Linked DNA regions of Homo sapiens: region 1 is linked to region 2. A link is a loop called in an ENCODE intact Hi-C map of the cell type or tissue named here. Cell type or tissue: heart right ventricle. All regions are shown on one strand. Links, peaks and the distances in the headings refer to the core of each region. The heading gives the core; the rest is flanking DNA.

Evidence for each region. Peaks named below come from ENCODE experiments on the same cell type or tissue, not always from the same donor. Only the 100,000 strongest peaks of a DNase experiment are listed, where the experiment ranks them.
Region 1: a loop joins it to region 2, with 6 times the contacts of the local background. A loop is called at or near these places in 28 of 110 quality-filtered maps.

The regions. Positions count from the first base shown.
Region 1 is chr10:90,965,104-90,974,290 of GRCh38, reverse strand. All of the region lies in intron 3 of XLOC_008559 (a long non-coding RNA gene), which reads right to left. It overlaps LOC107984252 (a long non-coding RNA gene), which reads right to left and starts at 8,269. Exons shown (of 3, transcript XR_001747547.2): 1 at 7,937-8,269. In heart right ventricle, for the core only: a CTCF peak has its summit at 3,785 (motif pointing right); no DNase peak of the experiment used is centred there; H3K27ac peaks cover 6,295 bases.
Region 2 is chr10:90,912,285-90,921,471 of GRCh38, reverse strand. ANKRD1 (ankyrin repeat domain 1) reads left to right here and starts at 385. Exons shown (of 9, transcript NM_014391.3): 1 at 385-471; 2 at 1,124-1,303; 3 at 2,204-2,341; 4 at 2,500-2,607; 5 at 3,642-3,740; 6 at 5,203-5,301; 7 at 5,592-5,690; 8 at 5,831-5,929; 9 at 8,496-9,187. The coding sequence starts at 445. The coding sequence ends at 8,606. In heart right ventricle, for the core only: no CTCF peak of the experiment used is centred there; a DNase peak (open chromatin) is centred at 5,567; H3K4me3 peaks cover 4,981 bases; H3K27ac peaks cover 6,464 bases.

The sequences.
Region 1 (9,187 bases), core at 467-8,466, 53 kb before region 2:
TCAAAACATTAATTTTAGCTTCACAACTCCCTACTGGCATTATTTAAATAAAACATACTTAAGACTAGATAGTTGCACACTTTGGACTGATCAGAACTGTGTCAATAAGAGTTGTTCCTTGAAAATGGACCTCATTTTAAGAAGGTTTATTTGGCAGTTTTCAGTGCCTGGGGCATGTATGGTGATATGGAAAAATGGCCCATGAGTAGGGTCCATATCACTGCTTATCCAGGTAGATTTTCAGACTGGAGTTCTTGATCACTTAGTGTGTCGTCCAAAATATCTGCCCAGCACTTCAGTTTATGTTTTTTTTTTAAAATATGTCATAGACATGATTAAGCAATTCCACCTCTAGAATTTATTCTACAGGTAGATTATTTTTCTTTCTTCACACTGCATATGCAACCCATCAGCAATTCTCGTTGGCTTTTTCTCCAAATGCTTTCCTAAATTGAGTTCTTCTTATCAGCCTCAGTGTTGTCCCCTGTTCTAAGCTGCAGTCACTTCCCTCGTGGATGACAGCAGTAGTCTATAGCTATCTTGCAACTTGCTAGCTTATTTTTACTTCCCTATCATCCACTGCCCCTACCTCACAGCACCCAGAAAGATATTTCTAAAGCAAAACTCAGCTCTTGTCATTCTCCTGCTTAAAACCTCAGATGGCTTTGAATCATGCTGAAAATAATGTGCAGCTCCCTCAGGGCCTCATAAATATGGCCTTGCCCATTTCTGGACCTCACTTTCTTCCACTCTTCCCCTTGGTCATCATGCTCCAGCCCCACAGATCCTCTTTCTGCCACTCAAACATGCCAAGCTTATTTCCAACAGGACCTTTGCACATGCTGTTCCTCCCACTTACAACATGCCTGACCAGCTCTGCAAAACAACTATGCTCATCCTTCAGGCTCAGGTTAGGCAGCCCCTCTCACAGGGGCCTCTCTCATTGCCTTATCTCACATAGCACTCTCCCTCCAGGTTTTTACCATATGCTTCCTTTTATAGCATTTTTTTTTTAGTATCAAGAAGTATCACATTGTATATATTTTTATACATTTTTGTCTCTACGAGAATATTGGCCCTCAAACTGAGATACACAGGCCTCCTGAGGTACATGAGGCCTTTTAAGGATATAAGGGTATAAAGAATCAGTTTTAAGGGAATCTTTTTCCAGATACCTAATTTCCGTATGAAATTTACCTGCAATGGAGACATTACGCTGGTTCTCCATTTCCCATTCCCCTGTCACAGTCGTGCTTCTCTTATGAACATGCCACTCACTCAGCCTGAACTTACTGTGGGTATAAAAAAGTCTAGGGCTGGAAAAATGGGGCAATTAAAAATAAAATATTTCAAAAGTAAATGACTTTAATGACAGGATTTTAAAAAAATCTTTTCCCAAGCATTATGGTGTTTCCCAAGCATTATGGTGTTTAATGATTTGCTTCAGGAAAATTAAAAGAGGGCCAAATATTTTTTTCAAAGATCATTAAAAATTACTTTAACATGGATCACTATGTGATTTTCTGAATATAACTTAGAAGGCACTCAAATGATTAAGTGGCATTGAGAAAGCAAAATGTTTTCCATCTAATTTCCTTCTAATTATTTATGTAAACCAAGTTTCTTAATGCTTATATTTATAAAAACAAAACTGAGAAATAGAATTGATGTTGAATCCTCTTATTCTAGCAATAAGTGATATTTATCCATAAATATACAAACCAACTGTAAAAACAGTCCTGTTAAGTTTCAGTAAGAAAGGACTATTCAATAAAATTTTATTTCTTATGTTTAATAAGTACTCACTAAAATTTATAATACAGTTCTGTTGTTTTGATCAATCAGGTTTTAATATCTATTGTATGTTAACTGAATCCCGATGAAAATTTTAACACTAAGAACTTTACAGTCACAAGAATAAAAATAATGAATTTCAATTGACAGAAGTATATTTGTTCAAGATAACTATCAACAAAAGAACTTTCAAATTTAAAAATATATTAGGATGAAATTATACAGAAGAAATGGAATGGAAATACCAGTCAAGAGAGAAAAGGAACAAATTAAAATTTGCGATTATTAAAATGAACTTTTCATACTTTTTTTTAAATGAATAATGTTCATATAAATAAGAAGAATTGGTTGGACATACAAAATGCTAGAAACCCAGCTTCCAAAATTGCATCCAGAGGGTCAAGTGTTATTAGGGACTTTATAGACTTTTCCATCTCAGTAGGAACAGAAAACTTTTATTACATATACTTCCGTGTGATTATCACATGTCCAACTCCGGTGTGTTTTCCAACACTTTATGTAAGCAAGCAGGGGCTGCCTGAACTGTCCTTCAACTCCACAGGGCCTGCTTGTATGCTAGTCACTCAGTGGTGACAGTCATAAGATTAAAGCAAACAAACAAACAAATGAAAAATGTTCTATCTCAGCCAGATTGTAGGCAGGAAGGCTCTTTTAACTCAGAGAGGGATTTCTTCTAGGAAAACTAGATGGGAAGCCCACTCCCCTCATAAGAAAGAGAAAGACAAACAACCTTTGTTTTTTTTTTTTTTTTTTTGAGACGGAGTCTCACTGTCGCCCAGGCCGGAGTGCAGTGGCGCGATCTCTGCTCACTGCAAGCTCCCCCTCCCAGGTTCACGCCATTCTCCTGCCTCAGCCTCCTGAGTAGCTGGGACTACAGGCGCCCGCCACCACGCCCGGCTAATTTTTTTTTTTTTTTTTTTTTTTTTTTTTTTGGATTTTCAGTAGAGACGGGGTTTCACCATGTTAGCCAGGATGGTCTCAATCTCCTGACCTCGTGATCCGCCCTCCTCAGCCTCCCAAAGTGCTGGGATTACAAGCGTGAGCCACCGCGCCCGGCCAACAAACAACCTTTTCTTTGCTTGAGATGTGGTTTTCTGGAATCAGAGTAAGAGTAAAAAATGGCTTCAATAGACAAAGATTCCTGTCAACTAATTGCCATAGAATATAAGACTTAGATCAGCTGCTCAAAGCAAATGAATTTTTAAGTGGCTTTATGGCCCTAAAGCATTCGGTCACCTAGGGGTACAGCCTTGTATGAGTCTATTCTTGCATTGCTATAAAAAGATATCTGAGACTGGGTGATTTATAAAGAAAAGAGGTGTAATTGGCTTACAGTTCTGCAAGCTGTACAGGATGCAGAGCGGCTTGTCAGGAGGACTCAGGAAATTTTCAATCACGGTGGAAGGTGAAAGAGAAGCAGGCACATCTTAGATGGCCGCAGCAAGAGCAAGATAGAGAGCAGGGAGGTGCTACACGCCTTTTTTTTTTTTTTTTTTTTTTTTTTTTTTTTTTTTTTTGAGACGGAGTCTTTCTGTCACCCAGGCTGGAGTGCAATGGCGCCATCTCTGTTCACTGCAAGCTCCGCCTTCCGGGTTCACGCCATTCTCCTGCCTCAGCCTCCCGAGTAGCTGGGACTACAGGCGCCAGCCTCCACGCCTGGCTAATTTTTTGTATTTCTAGTAGAGACGGGGTTTCACCGTGGTCTGGATCTCCTGCCCTCGTGATCCGCCCGCCTCGGCCCCCAAAGTGCTGGGATTACAGGCGTGAGCCAACGCGCCTGGCCCGCTACAAGCTTTTAAACAACCAGATTTTATGAGCACTCACTCATTATCATGAGAGCAGCACAAAGCGGGAAATCTGCCTCCACGATCCAGTCGCCTCCCACCAGGCCCTTCCTCCAACATTGGAGATTACAATTCAACATGGGATTTGGGCAGGGACACAGATCCAAACCATATCAAGCCTGCACTCATTTATCCTGCAGGTGTCACCTTTGTTCTGACTAACCATTCTAGCAGTGACTACACAAGTGGCCTGCATCATTTCCCGACTTTAAAACTGCTCTCATTAAACTGTGCTTTGGTGTTTTGTCATCAGGATGTTATAAGAAACAATCCCATGAAATCCATTAATTCATTGTCACATTTATTGTAGGAATATGGTTGAGGGTGTGAATCACCATTTTACACAGCATCTTCCTTACAAGCAGCCCAAGGTAGAATTTTTTTTCAAGTATCATAATCGGGAATATAGTTTTATTTCTTCTGAGCATCTGGGTGAGTTTTAATCTTGTGGACACTCTGGCCAACATGACTAAGCAGCTTTTGCCCTGTACTGATGGCTGTGAAGTTTGAGTAGACGGATCAGCCTGTACCAGCAAGTATCCTGGAATTCATGGCAAACATTTTTGTGAATGTGTGCTCACTTGACTACTAGCTTCATTTTTTTCTTCACTATTTTTTTTTCACCCTACTTTTCTCATATACTGAATTAATCAGGACCTTCAGCCAGGTCAGAAACTCAACATAATTGAAAAAAAAAAAAGAGAGAGAATCTATGATATCTACTAAGAAATCCCAGGAATCAATCTAGCTTCAGCCATGGCTGGATCTGGGAACTAAAAAACAAACAAAATGAAAAAATCTCACATTTCAGCTATAAGCTGTCTCTCTCTCCATCTCAGAGCTCTTCTCTCTTCTGTGTTGACTCCATTCTCAGATTCCTGCCTCCCTGCCCGGGGGCTCTGGCAGCACCAGGCTATTGTCCTACAGTTAGAAGTGCCAGCGGAGGCCGGGTGTAGTGGCTCGCACCTGTAATCCCAGCACTTTGGGAGGCCAAGGAGGGCAGATTACGTGAGGTCAGGAGTTTGAGACCAGTCTGGGCAACATGATGAAACCCCATCTCTACTAAAAATACAAAAATTAACCACGTGTGGTGATGGTGCATTTCTGTAGTCCCAGCTACTCAGGAGGCTGACACATGAGAATTGCTTGAATCCAGGAGGCGGAGGCTACAGTGAGCTGAGATCGAGCCACTGTACTCCAGCTTGGGGGACAGAGGGAGGATCTGTCTCAAAAAAAAAAAAAAAAGTTCCAGTGGAAGAAGAGCTTCTCTTTCCCCATCATTTTGACAAAGTCCCCAGGATTGAGTTTCTGTGAGTCACTTGGCCAAGCCACTGCGACCAGATGGATGGAATTTACCGATAGGGCAGGTGTGGATTACATGCCTTCACTCAGAGCTTGTGATGAAATGGTACCAGTTCCACCTGAGAGGTAGATCATTTCCCCAGAGAAAATAATAAGGGTAAAATGGATATGAGGCAGGCAAAACCACAACCCACCGTGTCCATTTACATTCAATTTTAACTTTTAAACTGAAGCATATACACTTTTATAAGCCCCTTATAAACTTTTTAGAACAAAGTGAACCATTGAAAAATAAATGGGAAATCAAATCGTAATTTGTCAGTTGCTTACGGAGAATAAAATCAGAACAAAGGAATTTGTGTGTATGGTTCAAGTATTTTATGGCTTTGGGCTCTTAAGGGCTGAATCATCTGTCAGTGCAACTAGGAACAGATAAATCACATCTGTGGGTCAGCCCTGGAGACAAATTGCAGGTGCTTGCTTCCTGCACTTTCCTTTTATACAGCTACTGTTGTCCAGCTATTCTGACCCCTCTTGGTTATGATAATACTATTCACTCTGTGCTGTTTCAGACAAGCCAATGTTGCTAGAATTCCTGGGCCTTGCTGCTTCAGACCTGAAAGGCAATCTGTCTTTTATTTGTCTTTGTATATATTTTGTCACATCAATCACGGACTGAATTTATATTTAACTCCGAGAGCTTGAGGGGTAGGGAGGATGCTGTTGAACCAATTAAACACTTACAATGGAGACGAAAGATTACTCTTTTCTTTTTACAAATGTTGTATGCCAGAGGCAAGTTGGAAGGTTGAATGCCCTTAGTTGCTAGTGGTGATAGGGCAGGCTTTGCCACCAATTGGCTAGCAGTCTAAGATAGGGAGTGGTAGAAATGAATAAAACAATTACACTGGATTTGTGCTGTACTCTCAGAATATAGGAAAGTGTCACTCGAGCAGTTTCTCTAGAAATCATGAAGAAGGCAGTGTAATTAACATTCAGATTCAACTATCTGCTAATATCTTCACAGTGTCTCAGGGGACAAACATTTCTTGGACTCCTATAGAAGGATACTGCTAGAATTAACATTAGCACTTGTATTTCATTGTTACGAGGTTGGCTGGATCTTTACTCTTCTCTGCCTCCTTTCCTCCACCTGGGAAGGGGAGAAATTAGGGATAACAGGATTCCTCATTGTCAGTTAACACCAGAGAGCTTCACGATAACCCTGAGCATGGAAGGGACAAACAGTCCCTGAGCTCCATAAGTCCAGAGTTATTATTTCACAAGAATGAGGACCAAAGTTCTGTTCAGATGGGAATAGGATCTGCTCACATAGGCTACTGGGGTATTACCAGAAGAAAACAAGTCCTCTTACTGGTGAATAGTGTCAGATTTTAAAATATTAAGGAGGAAGCTAACGGTAACCTGAAATGGAAGTCTGTCTTTTCTGTCCCTCTACCTTCACTCCGTTCTCATTCAGCCGCATCCTCTCCCCTCATCCATGGAAACCAGAACTCATGCTCCCAACCTCACCTTCTACTCTGCAAGATCAGCATGGATTGGCCAGAAGAAAGAGAGAGCTGGGGAGAGGGAGGCATCCACCATGAGGCCCCAGGTCCCCGCAGGCTGTAAGGACTGCAAGGTGATTAGAGGATGGGGGGACCAGAAGGACAAGGCATGGATAACTCTCTTCTTCATCACATCCTTGCTTATCACTGCTTGTTCTACTTGGGATCTTTTTTGGTTTTCTTTTTTTAGGGACAGGGTCTCACTCAATCACCAGGCTGGAGTGCAGTGGTGTAATCATAGCTCACTGCAGCTTTGAACTTTTGAGCTCAAGTGATCCTCCCCACACAGCCTCCTGAGTAGCCTGGGACTACAGGCACACACTACCACAGCAGGCTAATGGTTTTGTTTTTATTTTTATAGAGACCGAGTCTCTTATTCTCCTCAGGCTGATTTCAAACTCCTGGTCTCAAGCAATCCTCCCGCCTCAGCCTCTGGAAGTGCTGGGATTTCAGGTGTGAGCCACTACACCCAGCCTTTAGTTGGGACCTTTAAGGCAACTAACTGAAAGTTTTAGAAAAGAACTACATAGCTTCTTTGATGTCCAATATGGGTTTGTTTTAGGAAAATGGGGCACGGGCATCGAATGAGCATCAGCAGCTCCCTTCCTGTGTCTCGGTAGAAACAGGATCCAGGAAGCCAGGATTGTCTGTCCAGAAAATAGCTCTGTTCCAACAGTTTCTACTTCCCAAATGGCTCCCTAGAGTCACATGGTGTGGGAGAGAAGAGGAAAGATGGCTAAGTAGTTTGCTGCATGTCTACCTGTCTGGTCCCATAATGAATTGAACCTTCCTTAAGGAAAAGCTCATTTCTTGTTTGTCCTTCCTGTCTCCCCTCAGGTGGTAACCAGATTCAATATCTTGCCCAGTGAGACTTTGCAATAAATGATTATTAATATTTATGCCAAAATCAAAAAATAACATTTATTGAGCACAGTCTCCCAGATTGGCTTTATGCTAATGGTGGTAGAAGATACAGGACAAAGTATTATAGGTGAGAAATACTGCTCTTAAAGAGTTAAAAAATATAACAAAAATAACAAATCGCATAGACATAAAAAGAAAGCTAACAATTTAAGTCTTTACAGTGAGAAAAGCTTAGAGAGATTCAGTCACATACACAAGGCATATAGATGGTAAGTGATGAAACAAGGATTCTAGCACTCTCCAAAACATCAAAACATTTAGCCAAGGAAGGCAGTAGGGAAGGGATTCTGGGGCATTAACCAAATAGCTCCAGGAAAAAGGTTTCTGAAAAATTAGCATCAAACCTGGACTAGGGTCTGATCTTCTAACTCCTGGTCCAAATTATTGTGAGATCTGGAAATTATTTTTTTTAAGCCAAAGATGTCTGAGTAATAGGCCAAGGTTGACTTTTTCTTATTGAGCTAGCTCTTTCTCAATACTCACCATGGTTAGCAGGTCTTCACACTGTCATTAGTTCTGGCTGACTCTCTTAAATGATGTCTTTAAGTCAACAGGTCAACTGTCTTCAGAAACATGATGAATGAGGGACACAGGAGGCTTCATGCCTGGTTTAAAACTTTCAGGGAGTTGACAGTTTTCAATCAACTTCTCTCTTGTTATCCAAATCTTTATTGGTTTGTTTGTTTTTCTTCCTGGTGATCCTAAGGCACCCAAAATTTAAGCTTCTTAGGCATCCCACAGCAGCTAAGTCTATTAAAACCAGAACCACAAGTAACTAAAACCCAAGACTCAGTGTTGTTAGGGAAAAGCCTCACTGAGAGAGCTGCACTTTGCAGCAGACTTTTTCATCAGTTTGTCCACTCTGCCCACACCCCCTCTTCATAAGAGGGAAGCAGATATGTAGAGATAAGAGGCCATGTGCCTGGGTCGCTGGCAAGAGGGATGTCCTGGTGGCCCAGCTGCTGATGCCAGTGCCCATGGGGCCTGCTGTCCTGTCTGCCCTTGGGTTCCACTTTTCGTCTTAAGATCATTTTAATGGTCCTGAACACAGACATCATTGCTCTTTATCCATTTGTCACTAGAGTCCTTTATTACATTTTGTGAGTTTTCATTTACATCTTTGCTGTACCGCTCTAGGTTTATGAGTTTACTTACCTAATTGGAGTAGTTACTTGGTTTTGCTTTCATGTAATCAGAACAAAATACATTTGGCTTATCCACAATAGAATATAACAGTAAGCCAAAAAGTAAATTGCAAGTATTTGGGGAGATAGGAAAAGATTATCTTCAGTTATAAATCTGAATTCTATCTCTAGTCACAAATTGTGAAGGGGGTTTCCAAATAGCTTTTAAAAAAATTGCTTGTTTCTTTTATTTATACAGGATCACCACATTCCATTATCTTAACTCTTAAAGTCTCTGAACTGGGAATGCCATATGGACTAATTCAATTGTCATTTTACAGATCAGGAAATTGAGTCTCAGAGAGGTTAAATGTCCCATTAGGCTGTTTGGCCCAGGAAAGGTTATTTTAGGCCAGCGCCTCCACCCCTGGCCTTGACATCAGTGGGAAACAGATGTTTCTACATCTCTTCTGTTAGTAGGAATTTCCCTAATTGCTTTGGGCAGGGGATCCCATCTTTGATGCAAGTCTTTAGGGACAAATGGGGGTCTTTTCCTTGCCAACAACTCATTTCTGTGTGATAGGATGTTGTGAAGTACTGACTGAGGTTT
Region 2 (9,187 bases), core at 848-8,847:
GGGGTGTGATATGTAGGGCATCTACATTTTCTTGATAGGTAGTCATATGAAAGCTGACAAAGAAAAAAAGGGCAGTGATGTGGTGCAATGTCAACAGACAGCTGTCCCCTGACTCTTGACAAATAGGATGACTTGCATTGCTGAGCGATGTGATCACCACCAAAGGAATGGCCCTCTCACATTTCTTCCTGATTCACATATTCAGCAGGGTTAGCTTGTCCTCCCCTCCCTCTTCAGCTTCCCAGACACTGAGTCTGGAATGAAAATTCACCTGCCTCTGAGTTGGCTCCTAATGGGGGTGGGAGTGTTACTTCGGTTCCCAGGTTGGAAGATTATCTCACCCGGCCCCAGCTATATAAGCTGACCGGTGTGGAGGGGCCCAGCAGGGCCAACTCCAGGGATTCCTTCCACGACAGAAAAACATACAAGACTCCTTCAGCCAACATGATGGTACTGAAAGTAGAGGAACTGGTATGTAAGATGCATTAATTTTATAAAATGAAAACTGGTTCATCTTGGTTTTTATTTGAAAATTGAAATGCCCTTTGCTTTCAGGTGTAATGCAAGGGAACTCTGAAAATGTCATATATGGAAAAAGGTTGATGTGATGAAACAAGTGAAATTGGAAAAAAAAAATGGAGCTACCAGTAATGAATTCTCTGCATATTTCCTATTTAATATCTTCTCCTTTGGTTTTATTACTACAGTGTGGAATCACGTGTAGTTATCAAAATGTCTTAGGGAAGAAGTGTTATTGAAAGAATGTAAGCCCGGAAACTTTACAATAAGGCGAAACTCATCAAAAGTACCTAAAGTTGAGTTTTAATTAAGCAGAGAAGGTTTTTGATTTTCCTAAAAGAAATGTGATTAAGCAGATTAAAAGTAGATTTAATCTGTCAACCTAACCCAAGCTTTGATTTAACCAAGAGAGTAGGACAAGCATCTGAAGGTAATTCTGGGACAATTGTAGCAGTGTGCATCGCAGCTTGAGATCTGAGAGTGCACTGCTCAAAGGTGGCTGTTCCCAGGGGAGAAGGACCAAGAGCCTCCTGCGGCATTGTCTGTGAAGAATGACCCAGGACGAGGCTGCTGCTTCTGACGCTGCCATCTTCTTCCCTCATAGGTCACTGGAAAGAAGAATGGCAATGGGGAGGCAGGGGAATTCCTTCCTGAGGATTTCAGAGATGGAGAGTATGAAGCTGCTGTTACTTTAGAGAAGCAGGAGGATCTGAAGACACTTCTAGCCCACCCTGTGACCCTGGGGGAGCAACAGTGGAAAAGCGAGAAACAACGAGAGGCAGAGGTGAGAGCCATCTGTGGAATCCACTAGTAGGATGTTGGGGCTGGGGTAGGGAATGGAAATGTCAGGGAAGGAGAAGAGAGAAACAAACCCAATCATTAAGATGTCTCTTTACCAGATTCTAACCCGTAAAGAGGCAACTTGTATGGAACAGGTTTTGGGAAATAACTCTTTGACAAGACTATGACCTCTGAATTCTGAATCAATGAATAAATGTGCTGTGACCATGTTTTGATTGAAAGATACACATGTCCAGTGAATTCCTGATGTTACACACCATGTAGTTAATCCCAAGCAACGGAGATCTCTTTTTCTCAATAACATGGTCTGTGGTCCATAGATCATTGTTTAACTGTCTGCTATCTGTGTTGACACAATCTGTGTTTCTGGGTGAATTTTCCTTAATTACTAACACAGATAAAATTTGCTTTAGTTAGCTGTGGTCCCTGGACAGTCTGTTTTAGAAGGCTCTGCTTAGTGAAAGAGAATGACATTGATATTTCAGAGCTTAACATTTATTGTTAGATTCTTTTTATCATGCTCAAAAATTAAACCAAGTTTTGAGCATAATTTTAAAAATCCTTTAAAAATCTAAGACTTGCTTATGGCATTAATTACAAAGTCATCACTTAGAGACCAGATCGTGTCCTCAATTGGTCAAGGGCTGATTCTACAAGCAACAGAAGTAAAGATGATGGCAATTAGCTGAAAATTAGACTCCCAGATAAATATCTGAATAAGAAATCCCTAAAATGAAGTCAAAGATTTATATAATTTTTAAAAAATGTTTTTGCTCAAACTGTTCACATGTTTATCTCAGACCTTGCAGATTTAGTTTAGACACAACCAGAATGCTTGTCAGTAGAACTCACCATATTTTTGAAATACGAATTTCTTTTTTAGCTCAAAAAGAAAAAACTAGAACAAAGATCAAAGCTTGAAAATTTAGAAGACCTTGAAATAATCATTCAACTGAAGAAAAGGAAAAAATACAGGAAAACTAAAGTTCCAGTTGTAAAGGAACCAGAACCTGAAATCATTGTAAGGGCTTTTTTTTTGGTTTCCAGTAATACATGTCCAGTGTTGTGCTACAGGGGAGCAAATATCTGTGGAGGGTTTGATTGAATGCTGGCAAGCTCACGGTAACTCTCATGCTATATATATATATATATATATATATTTATTTATTTTGGCTTTAGACGGAACCTGTGGATGTGCCTACGTTTCTGAAGGCTGCTCTGGAGAATAAACTGCCAGTAGTAGAAAAATTCTTGTCAGACAAGAACAATCCAGATGTTTGTGATGAGGTAAGACTCATGCAAAGCACTGCAAAATCCAGCTCATTAATTTTATGTTTCTTATGCTTTACTCCAGTCTTGCTAATATAGTGCCAAAGTCCTTCCACCTGAAACAGTTTCCCCAGCTGTTGCTGTGTATGCCAGGAGCCTAATAGGAGAGTTCAGTGGTCCAAAAAATAAATAGATATTAGATCAGTGATACGGATTGCATTGTTTTTTGCACTCATATACATCTGGCTGATTTTTCAGTTTTTCTTTAACTTCTTAGATTCTTGGGATAAGACTTTTAATGTGGGCCAAAAAGTCACCTTTAGAGATATATTATTAGCATCATCTTTGATTAAAACCAAGCACGTCAACACTAGATAAGAAATCTGGAGATTGGAGTTCAGGGGCCAGTTGTACCACTACTTGGCTATTTGGTTTTGAGCAGCTAATTTGCATCCTCTGGGCTGTGGTTTCCTTATCTGTAAACATGGGGCATTGGAGTGAAATAACGCCTAAAGTTGTTCCAGCTCTAATAGTTCATTAGCCCATTCAAATAAAGCCAATTTATCAGAAATCACTAATCTTTTTGTATTCTTTCCCCCATGAAGTGAAATTGGGGACCGCTTCTGAAGTTGAACTAAAAACATGTCTCCCATTCTCCTAAAAATGAATGGAAACTTTTTGATAGTCTAGCAACAGTCCCAGATGCAAGAAAGCTGTCTGATCTGCATGGTAATGCTACATGAACAAGGAAGGTGCAAGATAGAAGAAACGGAGATGTCAGCATTTAGATAGTTTTGAGCCTTTAAGTTCACACTCCTCAACGTAGGCCTTTGAGCCCTTGGAAATGTATATTGGAGGAAGCTCAAATATTAGTTGCAGGATAATTGTTCTGATTCTGCAATTTTAGTTAACTTTGACATTTCTATTCATAAAGAAGCACTTGAGTTTCTATCAGTTAGGTCATCAGAATCTCCAGCTTCATAGCTCTTAAAAGGGTTTACACACATTTTTATATTTATTGCTATCTCTGTTTAAAATCTCTGTTCTGATAGTATAAACGGACAGCTCTTCATAGAGCATGCTTGGAAGGACATTTGGCAATTGTGGAGAAGTTAATGGAAGCTGGAGCCCAGATCGAATTCCGTGATATGGTAAATATATTTCTTTGCTTGGGAATGAGCCAAAAGAAGTAGACTATATGAAGCTCCGGAAAACCTCCAATGCAAAACCGAGCTGATTGGATTGAAAATTGATCTGAGAGAACTAGGCAAAAGCTCATTTCTCCAAATAAAGGAAAGTTGGGAGATGAGAGTAGGTCATGTGAAAATATTTTCCATACATACTGAAAATAGAGGAATATTTCAGGGAAAAGAAGGAAGTGAAAGCTGTTAAACTGAATTCAATATCCTCATCAGCGAGTTAGTCATTCATTTTCGACACTTGCCTTTCAACAGCCTTGTCCCTCCATTGTTCACAGGGCAGCCTGCTTATGGTTGGCTGCCAGCAACATATACGAATTCTCTAGCTGCACACTTTATATGATAGATGCCAATTGCTACCAATGAGATTTGGGGCTAGACTGCATATGAAATGAATTGCATCTATGGAAAGTAGCTGCTATTCAGACCTCAATAATTCAATCACTGTGATTTCTACGAAGACCAGTATGCAGCATAATTTATGAACTGAAGATTGAGCTGGGAAAATTCTTTATGTATTTAAATGCAGCTCATTTTGACTTTATAGCAAAGCGGCAACGGGATATCAAAGAAATCCAAGGGACTTGGCCAAAATTGAATCCAAAACATAAACACATTGAAAAAAAAATCAAGAAACAAAATATGAAGTTTGCATGGAAACTAAAAATCATGAGTGTGGGATTAAGGCCAGGGGCATACCAACCACATAGATCAGTGAGGAGAGGGTCTCCTAGGGGTAACTATACACGTTACAACTGTAGACACAAGTGACTACAGTTGAGGTACAGAGGCTGTGCTAGCAAAAATGAGCAGAAAACCCACAGAAGTAGAGAAAGAGCGACAGGGACCCTAGATGAGGTGTCAGATCCAGATTAAAATATTTTGGAAGGGACTACTTTTATTCTGCCAAAATTTTTAAATACATGTGTTTAGAACTTTTGTGTACATTTGACAAAAGAAGTTAGAAGTTCCAGGCAGAGGGGAGTTTGACTGTGTATTCTGCCTCTTATTAGTTGTGTTTCCTTGGGCTAGAAACTTGAACTTTTTGGAACCTGGTTTTTCTTATCTGCAAAATGTGCATAGCAACACCTACCTCAAAATGTTGCTGGAAGAATCAAGGTGTCTAAAGTGTAGCACCATGTTGGCATGAGAAATGTCTCAATAAGTGGCCATTCTTATTCTTTTAAAACATTATTAGATTTATTAAGAGCCTCCTAATAAGACACACATATGCACACACACACACACACACATGTAATTTAGCTAACACATTTGGTAAGAACCTTCGACTCCAGTTAGAATTGTCAATCTAGATGGGGACAACTCATTATTTTCACGGATGCCCTAGCAACCAGGTTCTAATTCCCCAGACCACATTCTCCTTCACATTGTCGGGTCTTCCCTCCCGGTATAGCTTGAATCCACAGCCATCCACTGGGCAAGCCGTGGAGGAAACCTGGATGTTTTAAAATTGTTGCTGAATAAAGGAGCAAAAATTAGCGCCCGAGATAAGGTATTCCTTCTTCTCCTTCTCCCTTCATTCACCCCCTCCCCCTCCCTGTCCCCCATCCTTCTCCACTTCTCCCACTCTTCCCCCTCCCCCTCCTCCTTCTCCCCCACCCGCCCTTCCCTCCTCCCCCACCCCTCCATCTCCTAACCTCGCCTCTCCATTAAAGTCATCTGGAGGCCCATGCTGTGTGCAGGCACCCTAGTGACCACTTCTCCCCCTCGCACATGTCTTGGGGTCTGGGACAGCCTCTGTCCTCATTCCTAGCGAATCAGCAGCGTTTTCCAATTTTCCAGTTGCTCAGCACAGCGCTGCATGTGGCGGTGAGGACTGGCCACTATGAGTGCGCGGAGCATCTTATCGCCTGTGAGGCAGACCTCAACGCCAAAGACAGAGTGAGTAGCTGGACACGCTCGGGTTTCCCAAAGCTTCATTGCTTTTGTATTTGGAATCACTCCCCCAAGCCTGGGTGCCCTTGCAGGACCCACTTCCTGGCCTCAGACCCACCTTGAACCTGTTGACTCTGCTTCTCTAGGAAGGAGATACCCCGTTGCATGATGCGGTGAGACTGAACCGCTATAAGATGATCCGACTCCTGATTATGTATGGCGCGGATCTCAACATCAAGAACTGTGTAAGTACTGGAAACAAGAAACACCGCTTGCAAGCTTTCCAATTTCCAGGAGCATTTCTTAAATAGGTGAAACGACTCCCACAATGGCAGTATTTGAGGGGTCTTCGATGGTCTAAATGCCCCTGCCCATTTCCCCAAGGACAGTGTTTATCTTGGCTAGGACCCAGTTCACATGGCCAGAGATGAGGGAAGTCATAGATACTGCTATGACCTCAGTGCCTGATACAGTGCATAGTAATTCTTTTACAATTTGGTCTTGGAAATGAAAGATAGTCAAAATTTGCTCATCCCCACAAACACCTAGAAGTCCAATCTGCTTTGGCCATTTCTGTCTGTGCAAGGGCTGAGGAAGTTAGAAATAAAGGCATCCACCATTTCCAAAATGTCCTAAAATTCCACAAGGGTCAGTGCAGCCAGTGAACTAAGGTTAATCAATATCCAATCTGAGTAATTCAGAAAGTCCCTTTCCTCCTTACAGCAATGTGAAATGTCACCATTTTCTTCCAGGGGTAGCTGTGCTTTTGCCTGTATTTTTTTTCAGATAATTTCTATCCATTCTCCACTTGGATTTGTCTTCACATCTCTCAAAATAATTTCCTATATTTAGGCCCTGAAAATTCTTGTATAAGTACATATTAATTTAACTTCATCTGTAAGCAGGGAACATAACCAACTTTTCCTCATGGTCTCAATTTCCAGACAAACACCATCTAATATAAGCTTAAAAAATATTGCCCAGAGGAACAGGTATAAATTTCTGAAGAAATAATTTTAAAGAAGCTTTTGAAGAATCACTTTACAAAAAAGAGTGGGGGGGGGGGGAGGGAAACTCAGTCATCATATAAATGCAAATAATTTTCTCCCCTTATTTGTGTTGCAAAGACTGAGAGGAATATCTTATCTTTTAAAACAAATCTGGCTTGGTGACAGGATCAAAGAATGGTGATAAATGAAGATTGCTTGGGATGGGAAAGTGTTAACAGTAGGGCTTCCTCAGTCTAGATATTGGAATTGATCCTATCTAATATTTTTTTAAACTATCAGAAAAAGAGCAGGTTAAATGAAATCTTGAAAGCTGCAGAAAATGTGAAGATTTTTTTTCAGGCAGTGAGACACTACCAGCAGAGACAAATAGCATACAGGTTTAGGGAGACTGTGTAAGTAGCCAGAAAAATCACAATATAAATTTCAATGGAGAGAAGTGCAAGGAATTTATGGAAGAGTAGCCCAAAATATACAAATACGGCTTAGGGTTCTGAATTATCAGTTAGATATTAGCATCAGGTTTATGGAACTATTAATGTCATTGACCCAATGGATTGATGTTTCCCCCAAAGATCAATAACCTATTGATGCCATCTTAAGGAGATTGGGAGCAGCATACAATATTTTCTCATTATCCAAAACTGTATATTCATGTCTACTGATGATTGTTCCTAGAGAAAGACACTACAGAGGTGGGGAAGTTCCAAAATGAAGGTTATAGGGCCACTAATTTAAATACCTACAGATCTCATAATCTGACTGCAGACTGACCTCACTGTGCCGGGCAGATGGCCTAAGTGACTTCAATGTGTGGCTGTCAGGGTCTGTGCACATAACTCTTTTAAAGGTGGCCCTTCCCCAACCCAGTCTATGTTGCTCTGTGGAACCATGGGTACCATGTTTTTAACTCTTCTGATTTTTTCATAGAAGTCACAAATCCAGCTCTTGGTTTCCAACTGTTGCCAATTCATACTAATCTTAAAAAAAATCTAAGTTCTGTTTGGGTCAAAACAAAACAGGTCTCTATTCTGGTTTGCATCTCAAAGCTGCCAATTTGCAGTCGCTGGGTTAAAAAGAAACTTCTCAATGAATAGAGATGGAAAAATTTTGGACTTCTCAGATCTATAGATGAGAATTGAGAGATGACATGGTTTTAATATTTTTAAATCTTGAGACACGTGCATAAGGGAAATCAAAATTTCGTCTCAAAAATTATTTGTTCACATGTGTCATTGCCATCAACTCCAAGAAAAATACATTTCCTGGGAGAGTCCATTGAAAATTCTGACAAGTTATGAAAAATCTGCTCCCAGGAACAGTAATAGTACCCAAGCAGTACCTAAGTCCTTAAGCCAAGTTATTGATGCAGCTCATTTACCATCATTTCTTATCAATCAAAGAACTATCATTCAAATGGATAGGCACTGATTCTTGGTCCAAGAGGCATGCTCCCACCTCCGGGAGTCCATTCCACAGGATACTGGAAGATGTATGGAGACATTTTATAAATTTCAAAATGACTTGAGGTGCTCTTGACACATAGTGTCTAGGGACAAGGGATTTTACCAATACCTGGGATGGTCCCACGTGAAAAAGATTTTTGCTCTAAAATGGCAAAAGCATCCCTCTGAGAAACAGTGAAGGACTGGTTTGAGTATAAACTGCAGATCACTCCTGGTGGAAACCATAAAACACTGTTATAACATATACCTAATCCTTACCTCATGAAACACACACAGAGAATGTGAATTTACAGATGTCACCCACCTGAAAGTCAACTTTCCTTATCTCATTTGATTAGGCTGGGAAGACGCCGATGGATCTGGTGCTACACTGGCAGAATGGAACCAAAGCAATATTCGACAGCCTCAGAGAGAACTCCTACAAGACCTCTCGCATAGCTACATTCTGAGGCAAACGACAGACTCTTAATCAGTAAATGTTCACTGGCATTTTGAAGGCATGGCCCAAGAGAAGAGACACTAGCCATAAAATCTAGTTTCTATTTATCAACGTGTTGTGAAGATGTACCTAATGAAGTTTTGAGAAAGCACAGGGTTATAGGTGTTTAAATTTCCTTTAGTGAAACTCTTATTTATTTTTATGTATTCCTGTTTATTTATTTACTGCCACGCTACTGATATTCAGACCTTCATGATCATCCATCTGGTGAGCAGAGCTTCATTTGTATATAACACTTTCAGAGCCTTCCCACCCATAGGTAGTTCTTAAACCAGGTGAAAGAGCAAAGTTCAAGTGCCTACTTATGTGTCATTCGCTCATGTAAGAGTTTTTAAGAGAGGGCTGATTATCACAGCCCTCTTTTCTCCTGAATTTTTAATGCAGAAGTTTGAATGAAGCAAGGGAAGGCATGTAGGGACAGGAAAGGAAACAATGGAAGGAAAGTGATTCTGTGAAAAGGACAGTGAAGCCAGCTATTTTACCCCCAGGCTGGATTTTTTTTTTTTTTTTTTTTTTTTTTTTTTACCGAGT